Regions from separate parts of the Homo sapiens genome. Here region 1 is linked to region 2. A link is a loop called in an ENCODE intact Hi-C map of the cell type or tissue named here. Cell type or tissue: tibial artery. All regions are shown on one strand. Each heading gives the region's core, and the rest is flanking DNA. Links, peaks and the distances in the headings are about the cores only. Region 1 holds the start of LOC128966706 (a long non-coding RNA gene). Region 2 holds the start of LOC107985055 (a long non-coding RNA gene).

Region 1 (5,318 bases), core at 319-5,318, 58 kb after region 2:
GCATCTTATTAAAAATAAAGTCATTCAGGAAAGTGGACGACTAATAGTTTCTAATCTAGAGAGCATAGGAGAAGAAATGTTTACCACACACAAAGTATTAGTGCCTTTTATATCACGAAGACAAAAATAACAGGAAAAAGACAAACACATTATAGTGAAAACTTGTTTTTCCTAACCAGCATCTATTCTGCATGTTTCCTGATGCCCGAAACTCACATTTCCTCAGGAAAATCTCCCTTCTGCACCATTCTCAGGCTTTAAGTTTATGTAAAATTCAGTAAACCCAAAGATTCAAGTTATGTGCCTTGATTAACTTAAGCAAATCAATGAAACCCATCCCCATAACCACAGCGACAGGTTAGGAAATTCGGTTCCTAAGTCAGTCACATCCGAAAGGGCCTAGTGATGTTTTTTTCCAGTGGGATCACAGACTCACTCTTCCTTGCAGAAAATGAACAAAGGATTCATGTAACACTGGCAGGTACTGGCAGCCACCCAGGGCCTCTCACAGGAAAGGGAGATCAGAAAGAGAAGCAAAGAGGACTCATGAGATACCATAGGGCTGCTGCGTCCAGCCTTGCCTGGAGCTAGGGCCACCTCGATGCCCTATAGTCTTGGAGCCACAACGTGCATTTACTCAAAGCCTCTTTGAGTTTGGTTTGCTTGTTTGCTTTCTGCCTGGAAACTGCCAGCATCCTGAGAGATACGAGATCTGCATCTGTGCAGAGACACAGGGTTTGTTAAAAGTCACAGGCCCTGACTGAAGTGTGGAACTGGCTGAAATGAGAAAGTGGTAATTTGGGGAGGACCTTGTGAAATGGAAGGAGTTTTAAACCTTACATGCATCAGAATTACCTGGAGCCTTGTGAAAACACAGGTTGCTGGGCCCTAGTCCATTAAGAAAGGAAGTGGGGCTTAGAATGTTCATTTCTCCCATGTTCCCAGGTGATATTCACCATGCTGTCCTGTCTGGGCACTACCTTTTGCCATACCCATTACAAGGTATTGCACGTGCTGGTTGAACTATGGTCTGTCTTATTTTGGTGCTAAAAGCCTGTGCCAAATACCAACGCTGCAGCATTAAGGAATGTGATAGAAAAGATTCTGAATATAGGCCAGGCGCAGTGGCTCACGCCTGTAATCCCAGCACTTTGGGAGGCCGAGGCAGGCAGATCACGAGGTCAGGAGATCAAGACCATCCTGGCTAACATGGTGAAACCCCGTCTCTACTAAAAATACAAAAAATTAGCCGGGCGTAGTGGTGGGCACCTGTAGTCCCAGCTACTTGGGAGGCTGAGGCAGGAGAATGGCGTGAACCTGGGAGGCGGAACTTGCACTGGGCTGAGATCGCGCTACTGCACTCCACTCCAGCCTGGGCGACAGAGCAAGACTTCGTCTCAAAAAAGAAAAAAAAAAAAGAAGATTCTGAATATTGGAACTTAGTAGCTATGTATTACATCAGTAAGGTCCTTTAAGAAAGAGTTTAGGCTGCTTTGAAATGGGCTCATCTGAAATTGAAAAAGGAAGAAATTGAACTTGCTAAAAAAGGCCCTTCCAACTTATTGACTGAGAACCCAGTAATCTGGAGACTTGAAGGGCTGTAATGGCAGAATTTTCTACTCTAAGATAAAGTTAGCATGAGCAGAGACAGGAAGATGAGAGACCTAATGAGGCCAAGGGTCAAATATTCATCACCTCCACATGGGCCAAGATGCAGGCAGAGGTCTCTCACCAGGGACTTGGTGGTAGAGGTGACACTGGTAGTGAGGTCTGTGCTAGAAAGTGCACATCCCTGGCTGGGCGCGGTGGCTCACACCTGTAATCCCAGCACTTTGGGAGGCTGAGGCAGGTGGATCACGAGGTCATGAGTTCAAGACCAGCCTGGCCAACATAGTGAAACCCCGTCTCTACTAAAAATCCAAAAATTTAGCCAGATTTGGTGGCAGGCACCTGTAATCTCAGCTACTTGGGAAGCTGAGGCAGGAGAATCTCTTGAACCCAGGAGGCTGAGGTTGCAGTGAGCCAAGATCACACCATTGCACTCCAGCCCAGGAGACAGTACAAGACTCCATCTCAAAAAAAAAAAAAAAAAGAAAAGAAAAAAGAAAGTGCCTATCCCCAACCCCATTTAAAATGCAAATTCGAGCTTTGTAACTGAAAACATCTCTGCTTCTGGCTACCTGGCCCATGGAATTGATCAGAAGCAAATAGTAGCCTATGGACATTAGAAGGGAGTCACATTGCCAAAGAAACCACAAGACTGGTTCCAAACAGTCGCTGATTACACAATACCTAAGGCAACCTCAGGCTAACTCACACAGACAGGAAGTCAGCAGCCTCCAGAAAGCAGATCCTCCACATTGCACATCTCAGATTGTCCGTGGAGGACATTCCCCCAGGGAGGAGAGCTAGGGACTGCCAGATCAGCTGAACTGCTTAAAAATGCAATTCCCATTCTCCAGTTCCCTAACAGGAGTCTGTGTTTAACTTACTCTGTTTGTTCATAACACTTGTATTTAGGGAATATTGGGCATGATTAAACTTTGTTTAGCTTTGGGTTTCTGGACCTTGTGAAACAATTCAGTGCAGGCAAATATTGTATTCCCCTATATTTTTTTCCTGAAAGTCAATAAAGAAGGAATGATGACACCTTCACTGCATCTATGGGGACAAAAGCTGCTCGTGTGTGTGTGTGTGTGTGTGTGTGTGTGTGTGTGTGTGTAAGAGAGAGACAGAGAACAGCCTTGTCAAAAGGATGTGTTTGTTGCTGTACCCTCATTATACGAAAGCCATCATGGCATCAAAATGCTGTAAGCCAGGCTGAGCTCTATTCTCTCTGCATCAACTCAGAATCCCTACCAGAAAGTGGTTGTGATGGATGGAATATCACCCATCAAAGAACAGGGTAAGATGAGACCAGAGAGGTAAGCTATGCAAGCTAATCAGAAAATAACTCAAAGTTTTAAAAGTGCAGAATATAAAAAGGAAAAACCCTCATTCCTAAAAAAATTTAAAAAAAGCCTCATTTCCTCAAAGAAACGACAGTTAGCTATTTGATGTGTGTCTTTCCAAATATTTGCCTATGTAAATATATGTGTGTATATGGCTTTTAAAAATAAAAACAAAATAATATCCTTTACAGACAGTTTTGTAGCATATGTAGAGAATATATATGCATATACTGAATGTAAATAGATATGCATTTTACCTAGAATATTGAGGACACTTTCCACAGTTATAGATGTGTGCTGCTTTTGTTTACTGACTGCAGAATATTCCATTGATGGACATCTTAATCCTCTACTTATTAATCCCCTACTGATGACTGTTTGCATTTCTTTGCTCTTTACCAACCATACTTGAAAGAATATCCTCATGTCTACATATTCTTATCTTTTGGCAGTGTTTCTATGAAGCAGATTCCTAGAAATGGGATCAGGTCAAATGGGATGTAGGTCACATAGTATGTGCATTTTAATATCTGCTAAGTAGTAGTGTTTAATTATGCTTTAAAGAGTTTGAGCCCTACAATTCTAAACATGTTTGGACACAGAAATTAGATTATTTTAAACAAAATGAAATAAGCATAGCTCATAAAAATTAACACGTTTGGTTTTCACACAAATATTTTGAATTTCCCTTTCTTCTGCAAAAAGGACCCTAGCTTAGTATGCATTTCTTGTACATATAATGCAAGCAATCCATCTATTAAATAACTTACCTTTCAAACCTATAGACAGCATCCTGCTCCACACAGAAGCTGGTTGTCTTTTCATTCTCTAACATTAGCTATTTATTTTGTAGAGTGTAGATTCTAGAGAAATAATGTATAATACACCTGTTGCCATATGCAGAGACTTACCACATTTAGAAAACAGTGGTGAATTCTATTGACAGTGGCTCTCAGTCATTAACATGCTATGGAACACCTCATGAGCTTGATAAAAATATCAGTTCCCAGGTCTACACCTAAAGATCCTGATGTAATTGGCTTAAATAATCACTGCTGAAACACTCTATGTCAACTCAGAATCCTGACAGGAAGTGGTTGCAATGGATAAAGTATCATCTGTTAAAGAATGGGGTAAGATTTGAGTATAGGCGGGTCATACTTTGGGAAATAACTTGGTCAATGGTTAACAGCATAGTCTGTAGTTCAATAAAAGTCCAGTTTTGGAACACAATTGACCGTTTACGTGCTGTGTAACCTCAGCCAAGTTGTCTAACCTTTCTGAGCCCTGGGTTACTTTTCTGTCAAGTGGAGGTATTAATAGTACCTAAGCTGTACTATTGCATTGGTAAGATTAAATGAACAATGTATAAAAAGCACTCAGTAGGAGGAGTAAGCCTCAACAATGTAAATAATTGCTATTAAGAGCTTGATTCATCATGAATATGCCCTACAGAATACTCTGCTTAATGGTGGCCATTCAAGTAGTTAATTCTCCTAGAGCGTGCATATTACGATTTGAGTTATAACATATTCGTAGTTTCAATGTTCCAGAATTTTGTGAAGTGGATAACTCTGTCGCAGCGCTCCCCATCTCTCCCAATTTCCCTCCATTTCACCTCTTCCTAATCTTTGCCTATGATTCCTCTTAACCAGTGATTTTGATTTGCCAGAAAAACAAAACCAAACTCAATACTGGTTTACCGTTTAAAAGAACATCTTTATTATTTCCCCAGGCCGATCACAGCCCTGAACAAAAGCATCTGATACACATTTGTCAGTCTGGTGGCTTTGGTGCCATGACTGCCTACACAGGCCGATGACAGCCACTCGGTTGTCACCAGACACACTGTGAGGGAAGGTGGAGGGGACAGGGGGAACTCTCAGAGCAAACAATCACAAACACACTGTGAAATCAAAAATAAATTATAAAAACTAAATAGTATAAATAAATTAAAATTTAAGTTAAGAAGAGTCCCACAGTGTGGCTGTTTGGCAATAACCAGTCCATAGAAGAGGTAGCTGTGGAGGTCACACGCATGTTCCCAAGGCTCAGGCTCCTGCTCCTCCCCACTGGGCCCACTGAGGTCGCTGGGCCTCGAAGCTTCTGGACCCCTCAGGCACTCAGCTCCAGGTCACTGACGTATTTCTGGACCCACTCCTCACTGGGGTCAGCACAGACCTGCCGGCCTCTCTTGGTTAGGAAGCTGTGGAGAAGGGAGGAAGAGTTAAGCACTGGGGAATCCAGCCGGGGAATCCTGGGCCCACCATGGCCCTGACATCCTGCTCTCTGTCCTGGGCAGCTCAAGGCCTGCTCCTCTCTCAGGGGCCCCCTGCCTATCTCCGTCTAGAGAGCTTCTCTCAGTGA
Region 2 (5,380 bases), core at 256-5,255:
AAACCAATGTCTCTCTGGTTGACTCAAACTGAAATTTGTGTAGCTCTGACTCTTGGCCCTCATAAACCAATAGGTCTTTGATACACAAAATGTCTGGAGTTGCTCAGGAATGCTGTATAGAACCGGAAAACCCTGACAGAAGAATCACAGTGAAAGCCCCTAGGGTTTTGGAGCAAGTTCCTGTTCTCTGTGGAAAGTACCTACTCTTTTTTGTAGAACTAGCTAAAACTCTGAAAAGACTGAATGCCCAACCATTCATGTGTGACATTACCACCCATGTGAGCTGGGTGTTATCTGATCCACTTAGCCATCAAGTAGGGCATGTCCAGCAACACCCCGTCAAATGGAAAAGCTAAAAGTGTGACTGGGCCTGAGCAGACCCCAAGGCAGAAATGATCTGTGTGAATAGGTTGCTCACAGTCTCTGTGTATTTACTCCTGCCTCAATGTTATCTCTTCCTCAACCCATACTAAGTCCTGTGGTGAGAGGAGAACTCTCTCCAATTACTCCCAGTATTAGTTGATTCTGGGGCAGGGAGGACTGTGAGAACATAGCACCCTTTGAGCATTTGTAGGAGTTCACAGTTCTGGGAGCTAACCAGGCAAAAGGTTTTTATGCAAATAACTGAAACTGACCCTACTTATTGGAATGTTAAGAGTAGCATGGAAAATTGATAGGAAGGTGTGATAGGCAGCAAACAAAGGCGTCGGGCAATACAGAATATAGCTATGTACATGTCCATACAGCAAGAAGACTCTGACATGTGCCAATGCTGTATTAATACCCTGAATACTCACCACCACTGCTGGACTCCTGGCTGCATCAGCACTGCTGGGAATATTCCCAAACTCTGCCTGCATATTCGTACATTCCCTTGGATTCAAACCCTACCTAATATAATGCAGGTACTGCTGCATATGCCCCTGTACTACTGAAAATCCACTCATCTTGTCCCCAAAGACAGCCCAATACTTGCTATTTTCATTCAGCTCCAAGTTCAGGATCTCCTGATAGTGCCCACTTCATCTCTTGTTCTTTTGTGATCCTGTACTGATATTTCATATCCTATGAAATATACTAAAAGTCAACCACCACTAACTCACCTAGTTATAATAGTGAGAAAATGGGAGAAGAAAGAGAAAAGAAGATTAAATACAGAAACATATACCCAACAATAAAAAATGAAATATGGGTAGATGGAGAGTATTTCTGAAACTGGTTGTGAGGCTGTAGCTTATTGTAACAAATTCCTGCCTCCGCTTATCCAATCCATGTTCCCTTTGCCTTCAGCCACCCCCTCGATTGATTGGTGCAATTTTTTCTGGTGGAATGACTCAGATTTTTATTCTGGAGGAGATCTGAGCCCTTGATGACCCAACCTGTACAGAGTTATAGACATCTTTCATGAGCTTATACACACTGACACAGTAAAGCAAGGAGAGACCCCAGGAATAATCTGAGTTCCATTCATACTGTTTTTTCCACACTGTCTACATTGTACAGCAGTAGTGCTATTTCCTTTTATAGCTGGGAATAGTTGCTAAGTCAACAGAACATCCACTTTTTAGACTGCTGGCAATTTTCCAGGCTTTAGGCATGCTCTGGTGAAATCGTAAGCAAAGACTGCTCTTTTGTACTGGTCATGGCTACCTTTTACAAGTCCATCAGCTGTTTTTCAATTAACTTCGGTCTTCCTCTCAGGGGAATCAGATGATTAAGTTGATCCTCCCATGATACTCTGTGCTCATGGAAAATCAGAGAGCTGCCTCTGCCCTGCTCATGTTTAGGCATACTGCACCTCCAGTTTTGATATAGGGATGCCTCCTCTCCATGGTTACACTGTGGAACTTATCTATAAGACTTTCTATCATTGAGGGTCCTGCCTAAATAAATAAAAAAAAAAAACCTGGAATCTTCTACTCCAAGACCCCCAAACATGAAGGCAGGGTCTAGTTATACCCCATCCCAGGACTCTGGCCAGTGGGGCAAGAGTCAGGAGACAGCACTCTTACAATTACTTCTCACTCTCTTGCTCCCGATTGCATCTTCTCCCAAAATATTTGTATCTTAAATTTGGATTTTTACACCAGGCGAGGTGGCTCATGCCTGTAATCCCAGCACTTCGGGAGGCCAGGGTGGGTGGATCAGCTGAGGTCAGGAGCTCAAGACTAGCCTGGCCAACATAGTGAAACCCTGTCTTTACTAACAATACAAAAATATTAGCTGGGCATAGTGGTACATGCCTGTAATCCCAGCTACCCGGGAGGCTGAGGCAGGAGAATCGCTTGAACCCGGGAGGCAGAGGTTGCAGTGAGCTGAGATTGCACCACAGCACTCCAGCCTGGGTGACAGAGTGAGATTGCATCTCAAAAAAAAAAAAAAAAAAAAAACTTTTTTTTTTTTTTTGAAATTTTAGGAGCTACACATTTGCCAACCTTATTCTTCGGTCCCATCCTAACCATATTCACCTCCACCAGGGAACATATGGTAGCCACATATCTTATAGCCTGAATGGAGCCCTGGCACAGAGGAAAAAGAATGTTTGAAGAAAGAATTATTTGAATGTTTGAATGTTTGAAAAAGAATTATTACACCTCCACAACAGGCCCCATAGTATTTGTGTCCTTGCAAAACATATTATCTCTGTTCTGGGGTTCTAACATCCCTCTTCATGGTCAGAGAGATACATATTTGTCTTGAATCTGTGTCTTCAGAAGATCTTCCCAGTACATTGCTGTGTGAGTGTTGTGTCTGCAGCCCCAACTGCCTGCCCAAGGAAAAGGTGAGTACAATTGAGTCCCCATTCACTAGGGGCTCCTATTTAATCTCACAGCCTCTATATCCTAGGAAGTTGAATTAACCTGGAGGGAAGATTCTCCACCCACCTGGCATAGGTTGCAGATGGATTTTACACAATGGGAATTGGGGCAGGCAGGGTTGGAACATGGCCCAAAGTGTTGGGGGATCACTCTCCTGTGACCTGACACAGGTTCTATGCTCTGTCTCACAGCCTGAGAGAGAGAAAGCAAATTTTAGTCCACTTTAGCCCTACTGCATTGTCATCAAAGGAGACTTCACTCAGCAACTTGACATTGGGAGGGTGGACGTCCTCTTCCTTTCAGCCCTCCCCACCCCCAGCATACAGCTACAGGCTGCCGGGCTATCCTCTCACAACTCTCAAGGTGGTTGGCGAGTTTAGGCAGCAACTGCCAGTTAATAGCAGAAAGAGAAGCTAGGAAGAGGGAAGTCAGGGGCCCAGTGTATGCATGTGTGTGGGTTGGAGAAGGGTGCAAAGGTGATAAGAGAAGAGAAGAGTGGCATAAGGGCTTATGTTTGGCACCGTTAAGACTTACTGTGAACCTGACATGCAGAGATGGAGGGCCTCAAGAGGGTCTTTCTCTTGGTGGGATGGTTCTCTGATCACCTGTCCACTCCATCAGTGAAGGACGGGTCCCCCACTTTAAATAGTGTGAGATGGCTGAACCCATGACACCTGACACTGAAGAGATGAGATGAATAGCACATAGAATTAGTGTCACCTATACTCACAGCCTGAGGGAGGAGGATACTGCATGCCATGCAGTGACCCACAGAGGTTCCACTTGGGAGCAGGGTGAACCAGCAGAGGCTGTGGAAGGCAGGCTTTGCATTAGGATGGTGCAAGGGTAATCGTGGTTTTTGCCATTAAAAGTACTCCTGCAGGAAGATGTGATTAGCTTTTTTTGTGGGCTGACAGGGACTTGAGACTCATAGGTTAAGAACTGGGTGGGTGCAGCTGATCTGATAATAGAGGAACTAGCCAGGTGGGGAGCCTCTCCCACTGGGTGGTGGAGGGGGGAGCACATTCAAAGAGCAGGAGAACTCAGGGTTAGACCTTTGGACCCTGTGAGAACTTGAAAGCACTTTAAGGCAGCTCTTGAAGTTTTAGGCCTTACAATACAAATGGACCAAATGCCTTTGCCTAGTCTCTTTCTGTGGGAATCCAGCTTTCCCTTGTTGTAGGGATCCCTTTGTTCATAGAAATTATAGGGCAGCTGGCAGATTTTCATGCCTAATAGCTGCCCATGGTACACATTGAAGGCTGATTTGCTTCTAAACAATACTCCAACCAACACTCGTGTGGCAGGGCAATCATGAGTGCAGGGAGAGTTCACATGTGAGGACCTGGTAGGTGGGTAGTAGTGGATGAGGTCACAATGTGGTTGGAACTTGAACAGTATCCAGTTTCATTCCTAAAACAACCTTTTGAAATAGGTAGGCACCTGGACCTGCCAAAAGGAACCTATGGTATTTGTGTCAACATGTGCCCAGGAAACAAATCCTGTCTAGGGGAAAGAGATGCCAAAGCAATGGCTGTGGTCATGTGTGCAAAGTTGTTCCTGAAACAAGTAAAAGCCAGCCCCTGAGATGCTCCCAGGGGAAAATGACACATTGGTCTTCCTTAGGATAACCACAGGGAAGCAGGAATTGTTTTGACTATTCCAGGACTTTTGGCCACCTTATCTGAACTCTTCTGTTGTCCTGGCTTCCCTGAACCATGCTTAGAAGCATGCTAAGCAGTTAAGAAGAGATAGCTTGATCCTGGACATAGCTCAGTTGTCAATACAGCTGTCCAACTTCCATGGACTTTTGGGCTTATTTCAGTCTGACAACAGGGTGGGTGGTTGGCGAGGAGAGAAAGAAAAGGGACCAGCAATCATGGGGCAGCTGCTATGTGTTAAGTGCCCAAATAACAAAAAGACTATGAAAAGGTCACCATCCTCAAGTGCTTTCAGTCTAGTTAGGGAGATAGAGCCATAAAACAAATTAAAAAGCACGTAACAAGTGCACAAAGATCTGAGGAAGCAGTGCAGAGCGAGCAACTTTACCAAGAAGAGTCTTCAGAGAGGAAATAATAATCTGAGCTAGATCTTGACAAAGAGCAGGAGTTAACAGAGAGAAGAGGACAAGCCAGGCAGAGGAAGCAACAGTCACATCACCCTGGATGAGCCAAAGCCATAGAGATTTAGAGCATGGAGGATGTGGCAAGAGACTCCCCATAGGGTAGTGGCAGGGAGTAATCTGCAAGAGGAGGATCAAGACAGAGTCTGAAGCACCTTAAACACCCTGCTTGGATTCGAATGGGGCACCATAGTAGGTGTTTAAGCAGGGAATGGCTCATGATAAATTCTGTATTTTATGTCAACAGCAGTGATGACCGTGCAGGCGGAAGCACAGACCTTTATAAGAGTAGCCAGGTCACTTCTTCAGAAGATTCTTCACCCATCCCCAAGCCCTGGTTGTTCTTCATCCTTGGAGTTACAAGCCTGGAAGAAATAGCCTTATTTTAATTATTCAATTTTGGAAATTTCCACAGGCTAACTTTTAACCAGAAGATCTT

What was found. Peaks named below come from ENCODE experiments on the same cell type or tissue, not always from the same donor. Only the 100,000 strongest peaks of a DNase experiment are listed, where the experiment ranks them.
Region 1: it touches region 2 in a loop (5-fold over the local background); 8 of 110 quality-filtered maps call a loop at or near these places.

The regions. Positions count from the first base shown.
Region 1 is chr17:36,190,220-36,195,537 of GRCh38, forward strand. CCL3L3 (C-C motif chemokine ligand 3 like 3) reads right to left here. Exons shown (of 3, transcript NM_001001437.4): 3 at 4,650-5,157. The coding sequence ends at 5,067. LOC128966706 (a long non-coding RNA gene) reads left to right here and starts at 2,613. Exons shown (of 2, transcript XR_008485584.1): 1 at 2,613-2,924. In tibial artery, for the core only: no CTCF peak of the experiment used is centred there; a DNase peak (open chromatin) is centred at 2,341; H3K27me3 peaks cover 325 bases.
Region 2 is chr17:36,132,437-36,137,816 of GRCh38, forward strand. It overlaps LOC101927369 (a long non-coding RNA gene), which reads right to left. Exons shown (of 3, transcript XR_243796.5): 2 at 5,220-5,306. It overlaps LOC107985055 (a long non-coding RNA gene), which reads left to right and starts at 2,715. Exons shown (of 2, transcript XR_001752867.2): 1 at 2,715-2,782; 2 at 5,189-5,380. In tibial artery, for the core only: no CTCF peak of the experiment used is centred there; no DNase peak of the experiment used is centred there; H3K27me3 peaks cover 984 bases.